3 separate regions of the Mus musculus genome follow, and all the other regions are linked to region 2. A link is a contact called in ENCODE Hi-C or POLR2A ChIA-PET data. All regions are on one chromosome and are shown on one strand. Each heading gives the region's core, a stretch centred on a gene start or an enhancer-like site at or near the end of the contact. The rest is flanking DNA. Distances are from core to core; before and after follow the strand shown.

Region 1 (4,358 bases), core at 1,311-3,810, 97 kb before region 2:
GGTCAACCTGGTCTACAGAGTGAGTTCCAGGACAGCCAGGGCAACACCGAGAAACCCTGCCTCTAAAACAAACAAACAAACAAACAAACAAACAAAAGCAAAACCCAGAAACTGTCTGTTCCCAGCCTGCCACAGGCCTTAAGGGAGCAGTCAGCAAATGTTGGCTGAATGGGTGACTCATCTGAAGCAACTTTAGTTCTTATGCTCCTGTCTGTGCCCTTTTGTTAGATTTTGACTTCACTGCTTAAACCCATGGGAGAAGTCTATTTCCTTCCTTCCAAACTGAACTTGAAATAGGACAGTTTTATGTTTCTGATTTTGCTTAATTCCCAAACTATGAACTCCTGAGACAGGGATTTTACCCAGCAACACCTTAGCCTAATAAAGCTAAATATTGAATACTAGTGATATTAAGCATTCAAAATCTGGAAGCATGAACAAATGAGAGGCAAACTGCCTGATCAGTCATTCTTCTTTTCCTTGGTGTGACTGGATTCCTGACAATAGCAACTTAAGGAGGACGGAGGCTCCCAGTTCCAAGGTGCATAGCTCAGGACAGGCATGGCCCCAAGAGATCAAGGAGGCTGGTCTCATTGTAACCACAGAAGCAAGCAGAGAAGGGAGTGTGGGTGCTTAGCTTGCTTTTTCTTTGTTCTTCAGGTTGGGACCCCAGCTCGAGGTGTGGTGTTGCCTACATTTGGGATATGTCCTCTCTCTTCAGTTAAAGATTCCTAGAAACACCCTCATGGGAGCACATGGAGGTCTGTTTCTACGGTGATTATGTAATTTACTTATTTTTATTTTACGTACATTTGTGTTGAAGGTATGTCTGTGTGAGGGTGTAAGACCCCTGGAGCAGGAGTTACTGACAATTGTAAGCTGCATTGTAGCGTGTCGTCAAGTTGCCAATGATGGTAAATCCACTTTGGCTGTGCTGTATAGATGGTGTGAGGAGGTGACAAAGTCGTCTGGGCTGGGCTGGACGCGGCTGGTTAATTCTTTTCTGCATTAGTGCAGCGCTTGGCTTGTTTGATGCTCTTCCAGGGGCTAGAGATGTAGCTCAATCAGTAGAGTGCTTATCTAACATGCATGAAGCTCTAGGCTCAGTCCCTAGCACCACATAAACTAGGCACGGTGCACACACCCATAGTCCAGGACTTACATGTAATATAAGAACAGTGAGGCAGAATCAGGAGTTCAAGGACAGCCTGAGACCCTCTCTCAAAAAAATTTTTTTCTGAATAACAACTTTTTTTTTTTTTACATTTAGTTATTTTATGTGGATGTGGGTATGTGGGCCACAGCACTCATGTGGCCAAAGAACAACTCGCAAGAGTCCATTCTGTTTCTCCCATGTGGGTTCTGGGGATTGATCTCAGAACATCAGGTTGGCAGCAAGCCCCCTTCTTGGCTGAGCCATGCTACGGCCCTTGCTGTAGTTTCAATAATAAAGCCCTATCCATTCTGTGTAGTTCTAGTGCCTGGAGAGAGATTACTACATTCTGGGGACCCTCCAAATCCAAGGAATGTCATTATGTCTACCCAGTGTTCATGTCTCCAGAGAATACACATTTCAGTTCCAAGAAACCGCACCAAATAAACACCGTTGTAAACACAGCCACAAAGGAACGGAAGCAAACCAAACCACCCTAAGGGAGGCCTGAGTCCTCACAGCGGGTCAAGAGCATTTCTAAACAAACACAAAAGGAATCAATCGCACCTGCTCCAGAGCCTGCCAAAAGAATAGAAAGCAAATCCAAGAAAGTCAGACTGGCGCCCAGAGCACCCACTAGGGCCAAGCAGGAAGCTTGCTGAGGGAGGAGAGGCCAGATTAGCAGGTGTGTGTGGGGGCACCCCAACTGCATGCCCCATGGGAGGCACACTCAGGTGGGTTACATAATCGCCTGGCTTTTATTGAGTGATCACAAGCACAGGACATATCGGCCACTCGCTCCCTTCGGTTGCTAAGGGACAGGCTGGTAATCAAGTGTTAAGTTGTCCGTGTAGATGAGAAAAGGGTGTCAATACAGTCCTTGGAGCGAGGGCAGGGCGTTCAGAGGTTAGCAGCTGAGTATCTGCCCCATCCCTTCTGTTAAGCAGAAGGGCTCTGCAGCCATGGGGGGTTGGGGGGGGGAGGTTCAAGCTTTCTGAGTCATCTCAGACTTACTGAAAAATCTGTATTTTATGTTGATTTTTGACATCTGCATTAAAAATATTAGTTTTTTTTTTTAATGCACTTTGAATTCACACTTGGGATGGATCATCAAAGAAAATGCAAGTGCAGAAGAATCCAGGACCTCCTGGTGATTTATCACCCAAATTGCTGTCACTGGATCCCTGTTCTCCTGGGTCCCACAGGCAAAGTTTGGAACCCAGATCTCTGGGTCTGTGAAGTCAGTGTTCCCCTGAACTGTCTTCAACCTTTGAATCTGGGACAGTCCTCAAATGCTTTGTGTTAACTCCACCCCTTTGTCTTCTGTGCCATAACACCGAATGCCTTGCCACCCTAGGAATGTAGCCAAAAGGAGCCAGCGGCCTGCATTTGGGACTCAGAACAAATACCAGCAGTCACAGCATCCCACAGAGCTCTGGAGGTGCTGAGAAACCTGCACATAGACTTGTTGTCTGCTTTCTACTAGCAGAACAATGTTGGCCCAGGCAGAAGAGGATTCAGGGATATGAAGGCTAAGGTGTCTTGAATGTGGATCTAAGACAGACCTGATGGCTCCCAGAGTCTGAATCTTATTCCTGAATCTTCCTTCTTCAGCCTCAAGGCCCAGCACCACCATCCTGATCTCTGAACTCTGGTGTTGACCACAGGAAAACGCCTTTGCTTGTTCTTGGCAACCCTCCACCACACAAGGACAAAAATAGGTCAGTGCACCTCTCCCAAGCTCTTTGCTTTCACTGATGAGAAACAAACGCCCGTTTGGTTTACTTTCCCTTCCAACATTCAGGAAACCTCTCGACTGAGAGATTGGGGTTGGGGGTTAGTGAAGCCAAGAGTTTTAAGTTTTGAAACCTAAACCATTTGACAGGTCCCACAAAGTACTGAAAGCCAAGAGCTCTGTGGTCCAGTCAACACTCTTGCACATTGTGTCTTAGTCACTAAACATAGCTCAGCGTTTATTTATTCCGGTATCTTAGATGCAAACAGAGGAACAACAGCGAGGTAGGTTTGTGCGTCACGCAAGAGAGAACTCTCTAATGGAGCCTTCCATCCAGGGAAGAGAGAGCCCTTGGAAGTGGGAGATACTTCCCTTCTGATGATACTAACGAGCTCTTAGCTGTACTGTTAGTGTGAGTGTGGGGTGGGGTGACCTTTCTGCTATCTTTAAGCCCTTGACTCTGTGGCTCTGTGGTCTTTATCTCCATGAGCACTGAGGTCTGGGCTGGCTGGTTATGGTAAAGTGTGCTGACTCAGGAAAAGCAGATTCAAGATCACAGCTAGTCGGGTTGTGAGGAATACTTATGAGGTCCTGTGGCCACATGCAAATCCTAGAAATATTTCTGAATGTTTCCATCATGGAGAATCCAGGAAATCAGACTTCTCGTTGGAAACGCTGAAGCTTATGTTGGATCGTGTGCACACTCCTAAGTCTCCTCACTCAGAACTCTCCTGAGTTGGGTTGTTCCAATAAGCTGGGCATTTCAGAACTGTTTATTCTCCATCCTCAAGTAAATGTCATTTAGAATCTTAAACTGGAGGCATCTGAGACTGAGACTCTGCTGCCATGTCTGCTCTCTCCACACCCCTCCGTTCCATCCATACTCCTGTCTGCTACACACACACACACACACACACACACACACACACACACACACACCTCTATTCCATCAGTGACAGCCCTAGTCCTTGGGCCAAACCTTGAAGTCACATGTGACTTTCCCCTTCACAACTTATAGCCAAACTGCCAGAAATCCCTGTTGGCTCTACTATCAGTTTACACCCAGAATCTGTTTCCAGCTTCATGTTCTCCCAGGCTAGCCATCATTTTCTGTCACCAAGACTCTTGCCACAATCTTCCAAGCCACCTCTCAGTTTCCATCCTCCAGAGGAAGCAGTGGAGATGTTCTGGATGATGACAGTGCTTCCATGTAGCTAGACACTTGCCAAAGCTCACAGAGTACATTTAGACTGGCAAGAACCATATTTAAGCTGTATTGTGACAAAGTTAATTAAAATTAGTATTTGTTTAAGACTATGAAAAAAAATGCTTTCCCATTTCATTCAGAGTAAAACCCAAAGATCTTGCGGTGGCATTTAAGGTCCTATGTAATGAATCACAAACACACACACACACACACACACACACACACACTCACACTCACACAAGCACACATACACACATACTCAC
Region 2 (4,141 bases), core at 390-2,889:
AATAAAAAGCTTTGAACATTATGAGCTAGTCAACTTAATCTGATTGGATGAGAAAGGTCTTTTAGTTGTTGTTGCAATCTGAGCCTCTTTGACTGGGAAGGCTGTATACAACTTTTTATTTTTTATATTTAATTTTATATTAGAAATTTCATACAAGTCTTTTCTGTACATCAAACATATTCCCCTTCCATTAATCCCTTTAATTCCCTTGGACAACTTCTTATGCTTAGCTTTTATTTCGCAAATTCTTGATTTAATGTACCTATGTAAAATCTAGGAATCGCAAGCAAAAGGAAACAAGATATTTATGTTTTTGAAACTGGCTTATTCAGCCTAATATGATTATCTCCAGTTGGACCTATTTTCCTACATGTTATTTCGTTCTTTATGGTGGAAAAATATGTGTATACACACCATATTTCCGTTATACATTCTTCTGTTGTTATATAATTTGGTTAAGCAAATGTTTTGAGTGTAGGTTTAGAACTCTACTTTTGCATACTTCTCGATCCTCCTCAAGCATTAGGCCAGCCTACTTAACCTCCGTTTTTATGTCAAAAGGAAAAGGTGTGGGACTTGCAGAAGAGACTGCAGAGCAAAGGGGGCACTATGGGCAGGCGGGATCACTTTCTGTTGAAGCATCATACGGATGCCCAAAGCTAACATGAGCAGTTCTTGGCTTTAAATATAAAACTTAGACGGAATCTCTTAGGAAGAGATTCCCCAAATCAGCTAATCTGAACTTGACTACAGATGACTGAAGGGCCTCAGCAGAAGAGGTTAAACTTGGGCTAAGTTCGAAACGGGAAACTTCTTTTCAGAGGGCCTAGACTTGCAGAGCTCTCTGAAGTGGTAGAGACGAGCTTGCCCAAACCCCACGCGAGATCAGCGATCAGCGAACCGCGGCGCCAAGACCTCGGGAGCTACAAATGGACTCCCCAACCACCAATTACGCGGTTTAGGACCGGAGAGGAGAAGGCCCGCCCAAGAACGTAGCCCCGCGCTCCGATTGGACAAGCTCATTTCTCTCCCGGGGCTCCTTCGCCTGTCAATCACGTTGCTCTGACACGACCTTGGCCCCGCCCCCGTTCGACTGACGCAATGCTTGGTGTTCTTGGGCACCCCGGCCCTCGCTTCATGTTCTCATTGGTAAGCAGGGCGCAAAGAGAGGGAGGACGCTCTTCTGCTTTCTGAGCTGCCTGTGTAGTTTCCCTCTTAACGCGCTGTCTGGAGAACAATCCCAGCCTGGAGCCTAGCGCAGGCGTACACAAGAGCCGACAGCGGCGCGGCGTTTCCCCTTTCTCCCTCCCGAGAGCTTTCCTTTACAGTTGTGACGCACAAGGCACCCCGCTCACTGCCTTCACTTGCGATTGGTTGTGGCCCGCGTCTGTCACGTAGCCCCTCCCTCCCACCCAGCTATGGACTCTTGATAGACAGCCGGGAGGCCACGCCCCCACCCCCGTCTGCCGCTTAGCCCTGCGATTGGCCGAGGGCACTGGCATGCTTTCCCGCCCCGGCCCCCTCCGGAGACTCCGGAGGCTAGTGGGACCCCGCGGAAGTTGTCAGTCAAACTCCTTCCTCCACCCCCCGCGAGGACCTCCCCCGGGCCGCGGGAGCGCGCACGCACGCGCACCGAGTCCCCCCTCACCCGAACCAGCCACCCTCTCAAGTTGTAGCAGTTGCTTCCCGGGCGTGCTCCGTGGGCGGCCGGTGGGCGCGGGAGGCTGAGCGAGGGCGACGCTCCAGGGATCCAAGGATCCAAGGATCGGGGTACGGGTGGCCGCCCCGGGCGATGAGGGGCCATCGCTGACAGGAGAACGAGCGCTCGGCAGCGGCTCGCGCGGACCCGCGATGGAAGCGCCCCGGGAGGAGGCTCCCGGCCGGGCGGACAGCGCGGGCGGCAGCCGCTGAAGACCTGTCCGGACTCCGCGCGCTAAGGGGCCGCGAGGCGCGCCCGGCGTCCGCACCCGCGCGCTCGCCCCAGCCGTCCAAACTTCGGGCTCGCCTCCGCCCGCCCTCGTCGCCGGGCGTCAGCAACTTGTGCGGCCCGCGCGCCCCCGCCCTCCCCTCCGCCAGCCCCGGGAGGCGGCCGCGCGGCGCGGGGATGCGGCCGTGAGGCGCTGTCGGGTGAGGAGCAGCTCGCGGAGCGCGAGGGCGGCGCGGCCGGGGCCCGGGGCGCAGGGGCGCAGGCCCGCCGTGCCCGTCCCCCGCCGATTGCCCGGGCCAGCCGCCGCGGGAGGCGCCGATCGCCCGGGTCGCCGAGATGTCGTCGCCGTCGCCGCCCGCACCAGTTGCCTGCGCCGCCATCTCGGCCTCGGAGAAAGTGGACGGCTTCACCCGGAAATCGGTGCGCAAGGCGCAGAGGCAGAAGCGCTCTCAGGGCTCGTCGCAGTTCCGCAGCCAGGGCAGCCAGGCGGAGCTGCACCCCCTGCCCCAGCTCAAAGGTAACCCCCGGCCGCCCCTGGCCCGCGCTCCCGGGGCAAGCCCTACTCCCCTTCCCACCTGCGCGCTTGCCCCGCCTGCCCTTGCCTTGGCGATTTCAGGGTCCCCAGAGGTACCTGCGCTCCCTTCCCTCGTCCAGTCTTTCGACTCCCTGCCTCGCTGAGCCTCAACCCTGGTTTTCTCCAAGCTTAGCTAGTTCTTCTCTTTCTCTGTTTGTCCCTCAGTTGTCACATCCAGGGTCCAAACAAACTGCTGCCGAGTTAGCTGGCCTTTAGACGTAGCTATATAGAACTAGCTTAAAACCGGGACCAGGTGACAGATCTTACTGTCTCGTTAGACGTAAATGTTATACCTCAGAAGACCTCGATTGTCTTTGGAGAGGTTATGAAGGAAGAGTAATTTCTTTGCCGTGGAACGGGAACTTGGTTAGCGCGGCTATGCTTCCAAGGACTTTGTAAGGTTTTGTAAGTAATTCAGATTGGTATCCGTGCCTAATGCCTCGCAGGAGTGCTTGGCACTCCTTTTGGCTCTCTTTTCTCACCCGGTTTGGAGGCTTTTCATGAGTTGTTTACTGGCGTTCTTGCTTATTCTTTGAGAATTACTGGCTTTTAATTTAATAATTTTACGTCTTTGCATTTTATGAGCTAGATGTCATTAATGGAAAAGATGTTTATGTTCCTAGATATTTAAGAAATTCTTTGCAACCTGATAGAAACCTAGAGAATGAGTCACAAGGCCAAGAAATAAAAGAAAGGCTCATGCCAAAATAGATAAATGATCAGCAGATTTTTCAATTCTTTTGACAAAGATCCAGCATCCCTTTCAAGGCCAATCTGGTTGTGATTTGTCTTTGAGTCTATGAATCCTGACTTAGTTTGGCAAGGAGTGTAAAGAAAACCCTAGATCAAATCAACAGTTGACCAGCAACAGCTTGGAACCCCATTTAAACTCTACATCTGCCTCTCGGGGTGCTTCTGAATTAAGGATATACCACTGGTAGAATCACACAGACTTTTGAAAATAGTTTATGTTAGGTGTGTGGTGTCTCATTTGTTGCTTTATTGCTCTTTACCATACTAGAATTGTTCAAATTGATACAGCACTGTCAGTGGAGTGCAGCCATAGCCTAAAATAACTCTGTCCTACCTGTTAGGATAGTGAATTGCTACTCAGAGGTTTAAGCTTTTATACTTAATTAAGAGTTATTTTATCCTTTGTTTTTCATTAGTTTATCCTGTTAATTTTAGTTTGAAGTCTCGATACTAGCATTTTTCTTATGTATCTAATTTGCTAACGTGGTTTTCTTCTTCTTAGTGTTGTACTTCTTAGTTCCTCTGCTAGTAATTGAATTTTAAACATCTGGTTAGTCTTGAGATGCCTCTGTAGTAGATTTTGCCTTTAAGACGGACAGAAATCCACAGAATCAGTAATCAGACTCAAAGTTACCTGATGTTTGGTTGAAGATGTAGCAGGAACTGCCAATGTTTTCACATACAGAATTTGGTCAGTAGTAGAAAGAAATTGAAATTTGCGTGTATAGTGTTCCCCATAAGGTATTATTCATGATAAACTGATGCAGATTCGATTGAGGAAGTAAAACTTTTTACTTGAAAATAAAATCCTCAGGAAAAACTGCTTTAAATCCAGTTGTCAAAATGCTTGAAAAGTGATTTTTTTTTTTAATGGAGTTGTCTTACTT
Region 3 (4,109 bases), core at 1,393-3,892, 100 kb after region 2:
TGTGCTACAGCTCAGCGCATGGATTGACACAACCACATTTAGGGCGTCCTTCTGCCTCAGTTACCCCACAGACACGCCCAGAGGTCTGTCTCCAGGGTGATTGCAGGTCCTGTCAGTCCACAGGACTAGCCATCACACCTATGATACAATCTACTTGTCAACTCCCTCAAACATGTTTGTGGCCTCTGTGTGTGACGCACAGTGAGGAAACCATCACCATAAAGAACAGCATGATATAGAGTTGTTTGGGGGTTTGATACAAGGTCTCGAGTAGCCCAGGCTGGCCTTGAAATCAATATGTAGCCAAGGATAGCCCTGATCCTCCTGTTTCTACTCCCCTCAGCACACATGGTTCATGGCAGGTGCTGCTCTGCACAGCAGATCTCTGCATTTATCTCCTTTTTATGACAAAAACTTTATTCCCGTTGTTTCCCATTTCTCACCCCAACCCCAGCAAGCACGGCTCTGCTGCATGCTTCTCCGTGCTTGTTCTTGATGAGTCCCAGGGGGTGAAGTGTTGGGAGAGGATCACAAGGAACTTTTGACACCCGAGTAAGCTTATACTTATGGCAGGCATCTCTGAGTACCAAGGGTGGGCGCATGTAAGCGGTCTGTCTCTGTCTGTGTGTTGGCCTCCCAGCAACGGGAGGTGGACATTGCAAGGGTGTGCAAGGTACTGAGGACTGTGATGTTCTGCCCCTGGGGATTTGGGACAGCTGGTGCCACCAAAGCCTTGGAACCAGGCAGGCAGCACAGATACTGTAGGCTCTGGGCAGCTCTCAAGTCTTCTCTGATCTTGGAAATCCTCCTGCCCCAGGTCCTGGTTCAGGATTTGGAATCTGGTTTTCTCATAGGAGTTGATTTCTGAGTAGTGGGTTGACTCAGCCTTGGACACAGTGGCCTGTGCTACATCTGGAGAGATACAGGGACAACAGGCACAGCATATTCCTCCTCTATTCCAGCAAACCTCCGCTTGAGCCCTCCCTGAGAAAGCAGAGGGTCCTGATGCCGAGGGCAGTCCTTAGGAGTCTCTGGTGTGGCCTGGAGAGCCCAGCTGGTAGTAGGTGGGACCGGCCTTTTGAAAAGTGACTGCTCATAGGCTCAGAGCCCGTGTATTGGATGCTTGGATCACAGCCTTGGGAACCACTGGAGAGTTGTGGAACTTTTTGGAGTCTTTAGGTCACTGAGTCATGCCCTAAAGGGACTGTAAGATATTTTCCCCATCCCCAGCCATAAGAGAGTGGCTTTGCTCCATTGTGCATCCCTGCCATGGTATACTGCCTACCACAGGCCCCAGGGTGCTCACTTTTACAAGCTCTGGCTTATCAGTAAAGTTACAGTTAAGGAAGAAAAACCCTGGGGCTGAAGAAATGCTCAGTGGACAAAAAGCTCGTTGTGCAAACACAAGGACCTGAGGTGGAACCTCAGTCCCCAACAATCAACATACAATATTACATATATTGTATATCATATATATCATAAACACATACATATAGATAATAGAATCTGGGACCTCATTGCTCATTGGCTAGCTAGTCTAGCCACTCAGTGAGCTCTGGTTTAGTCAAGAAGGCCAACCAGAGTGGGATTGGAAGGCCTGCCAGGCCTAGACAAGCAACCGAGAGAACTGGGGCATGGCTTTCAAATTGCTTCGAGCAGAGGTCTCTCAGGGGACCTACTCAGGCCTGTAGGTGAAAAGCTACCTTGAAGACCTGGCCTGCCACCAAAACCTATGTCTGAGTAGCTCTGTTGACTAGATCAGGCTGCCTCTGTGACCTCTGAGAGGAAGACACCTTAGGCTAACAGAACCTGAAGTCTTCTGTTATCAAAACGTCATTGTGTGTGTGTGTCTGTGTATATGTCTGAGTATGTGTATGTATGTGTTTGTGAGTGTGTCTGTATGTCTGTCTCTGTTTGTCTGTGTGCCTGTACTTGTATCGGTGTGTGTGTGCGTGTCTGTGTATCTGTCTGTCTGTCTGTCTATGTCTTGCACCTGGGGCAGGAGCCACGATTGCCTTCAAGGTCTGTGGCCTGAGCCCTCTGCCTGCTGACTGACAGTGGGGAGTGGGGAAGGCATTGATTGCCCAAGGTTGCTCTGGGTTGTCAGTTCTTGAGGGAGTCACATGGGCAGGCTAAGAGACTAGAGACCCCGATGATGCCCTGTCCTGCCTGACTAAGGAACACAGATCCAGGTGACCCATACACACCAGGCACAGTCTGTGACCTACTTCCACTCACCAGCCCTAGGACCCTTGAGGAAGGACTTAGTTTCTGTCTCCACAACATGGAGGCACCACCGATAGATACTCCATTGGGGCTATACTCTGAAGTTGTCAGTGTGATTTGAAAATGTTCCATGCTGTGGACACCCAGTGCTGCCCTGGCTCTATCCAGCTTCCGGTGCTCTGGAGGGTGCCAGCACTTCACAGCTCTCAGATTGGCCCTTCTGAGCAAAGGGGAGCTGGAGAGCTATCGTCAGCTGTGGGTGGGATTCACTCAGCGGTTATCTCCCACTCTGCTCTGTGTGGGTGTCTAGGGTTTGTTGAGAATGCAGTGGATACCCTGGATACCTGGGATGGCTCCAGGAAAGGCTGGGCTTCTCTGCTGGACACAACCCACATTCTTCTGCCAAGCTCCCGGGCTGAATCCAAGGCAAGGGCATGCTCCAGATTCCCTCCAGGGGAGCAAAGCCAGCACAGCCTGCTTAACCCAGGAGCAGGAGGCTCAGAATGGGGTGCCTTCCATACCCGGGGACTCAGTAGTGCTGGCCTGGAAAATGTCCCCTGAGAGACAGAAAAGAAGCGGGTGGCAAGTGGGGAGAGGAACATGGCATGTGAGTGGCCTGCTTAGGTGTGAAAAGAAAGAGTTTGCAGCGCCGTGGCAGGAGTTTGGGGCAGGCAGTTCTTTCCACGTTCTTCCGACTGTCTCCCATGATCTCACCAGTCCCTCTCCCACCCTCTCTTCCATAAGGGCCAGCAGAAGTCATCTAACCCAGGGAAAGGTGAAGAAGTGGCTCACATCCCTTCTACCCACAGGCACATCTGTGCAATCCCACAGGGCACTCCCTGTCTCCAACTCTAAGTACATAAAAGAATGCATTTGTTGCACGTGGGCTCCATTGACAGATTCTGAAATAATGCTCAGCCAGGAGCAACATCAAGCCTGGGAGCAAGACTGTATTATTTAGTTTTATAAGCATGTGTTTGGAGCAGAACTGTCTTCCTAGATAAGCAAGGCATGGAGCTGAGCTGGACTGATGGATCCGAGTGCTGTCAGTGGCGTTTGCAGGGTGTTTACAGGGAGGTGGGAGGTTGCAGAAAGAATGTGGAGAAGTGAGCTGGCACCAGGCTGAGCAACATGGAATGAACTGAAGGGCAGGGGCCAAGCTGCCATTGTCTCCTTTGGATAGACATCTTTTTCTCTGGGTTAATGAAAACTTATTTGATCTCTCTCTCTCTCCTCTCTCCTTGTTGGAAGGACTGTATGTGTATGTGTGTGTGTGCACATGTGTGAAAAGAGAGAGGGAGAGAAGGGAAGGGAGAGGGAGGGAAGGAGAGAGAGGGAGGGAAGAAGAGAGGGAGAGAGAGGAAGAGAGAGAGGGGAGAGAGAGGAAAGGAGACAGAGAGGGAGAGGGAGGGAGAGAGAGAGAGAGAGAGAGAGAGAGAGAGAGAGAGAGAGAGAGAGAAGAGAGCAGTTGGTAGAGGGCTTGCCTATGAGAAACTTGTTTTGTTAAGTCAAAGCTAGGCAGCCAAGCAGGAAGTCATTTCCTGGCCTTCTCCTTCCTCCTTTCACCAATTAGCCAATCATGTCAGCCTGTGAAGTTGAGCACCCATTAATGGATGAAACACAGCTACCGACTACTTTAGGGATAAAGGCAGGAGTCCTGTTGGTTTGGATTCTGGCACACCCTTTTAACAAAAACCCTTAGGGCTGGAGAGATGGGTCCGTGGTTAAGAGCATTTGTTGCTCTTACAGAGACTTGGGTTTGATTCCCAGCACCCACACAGTAGTTCTCAACTGTGTGTAACACACGTTTCAGGGGATCTGATGGCCTCTTCTGGTCTTCACAGGAATCAAGCATGAATGTGGTGCACATACATGCATGCAGA

The links. A loop is a pair of places that touch in the nucleus more often than their neighbours do. ChIA-PET counts read pairs that join two places held with the same protein, here RNA polymerase II (POLR2A).
Region 1: a loop to region 2 is called in a map of heart, with 4 times the contacts of the local background. The contact joins the enhancer-like site here to the promoter of Ppp2r5a in region 2. A Hi-C loop is called at or near these places in 5 of 37 maps with a recorded cell type or tissue (all heart). POLR2A ChIA-PET finds 5 or more read pairs at or near these places in 3 of 5 experiments (Patski and embryonic stem cell).
Region 3: POLR2A ChIA-PET joins it to region 2 with 12 read pairs in Patski. The contact joins the enhancer-like site here to the promoter of Ppp2r5a in region 2. POLR2A ChIA-PET finds 5 or more read pairs at or near these places in 2 of 5 experiments (Patski and embryonic stem cell).

The regions. Positions count from the first base shown.
Region 1 is chr1:191,492,688-191,497,045 of GRCm38, reverse strand. No RefSeq gene overlaps it. Among named protein-coding and RNA genes, the nearest start is that of Gm32334, 7.5 kb to the right of the region's middle. Within about 2 kb of position 2,560, at least 2 of the 3 ENCODE cell types and tissues checked have a DNase peak (open chromatin) inside an H3K27ac peak, as active enhancers do; they include heart, where a contact is called at or near this core.
Region 2 is chr1:191,394,539-191,398,679 of GRCm38, reverse strand. Ppp2r5a (protein phosphatase 2, regulatory subunit B', alpha) reads left to right here and starts at 1,639. Exons shown (of 13, transcript NM_144880.4): 1 at 1,639-2,444. The coding sequence starts at 2,264.
Region 3 is chr1:191,295,119-191,299,227 of GRCm38, reverse strand. No RefSeq gene overlaps it. Among named protein-coding and RNA genes, the nearest start is that of Nenf, 21 kb to the left of the region's middle. Within about 2 kb of position 2,642, at least 2 of the 3 ENCODE cell types and tissues checked have a DNase peak (open chromatin) inside an H3K27ac peak, as active enhancers do.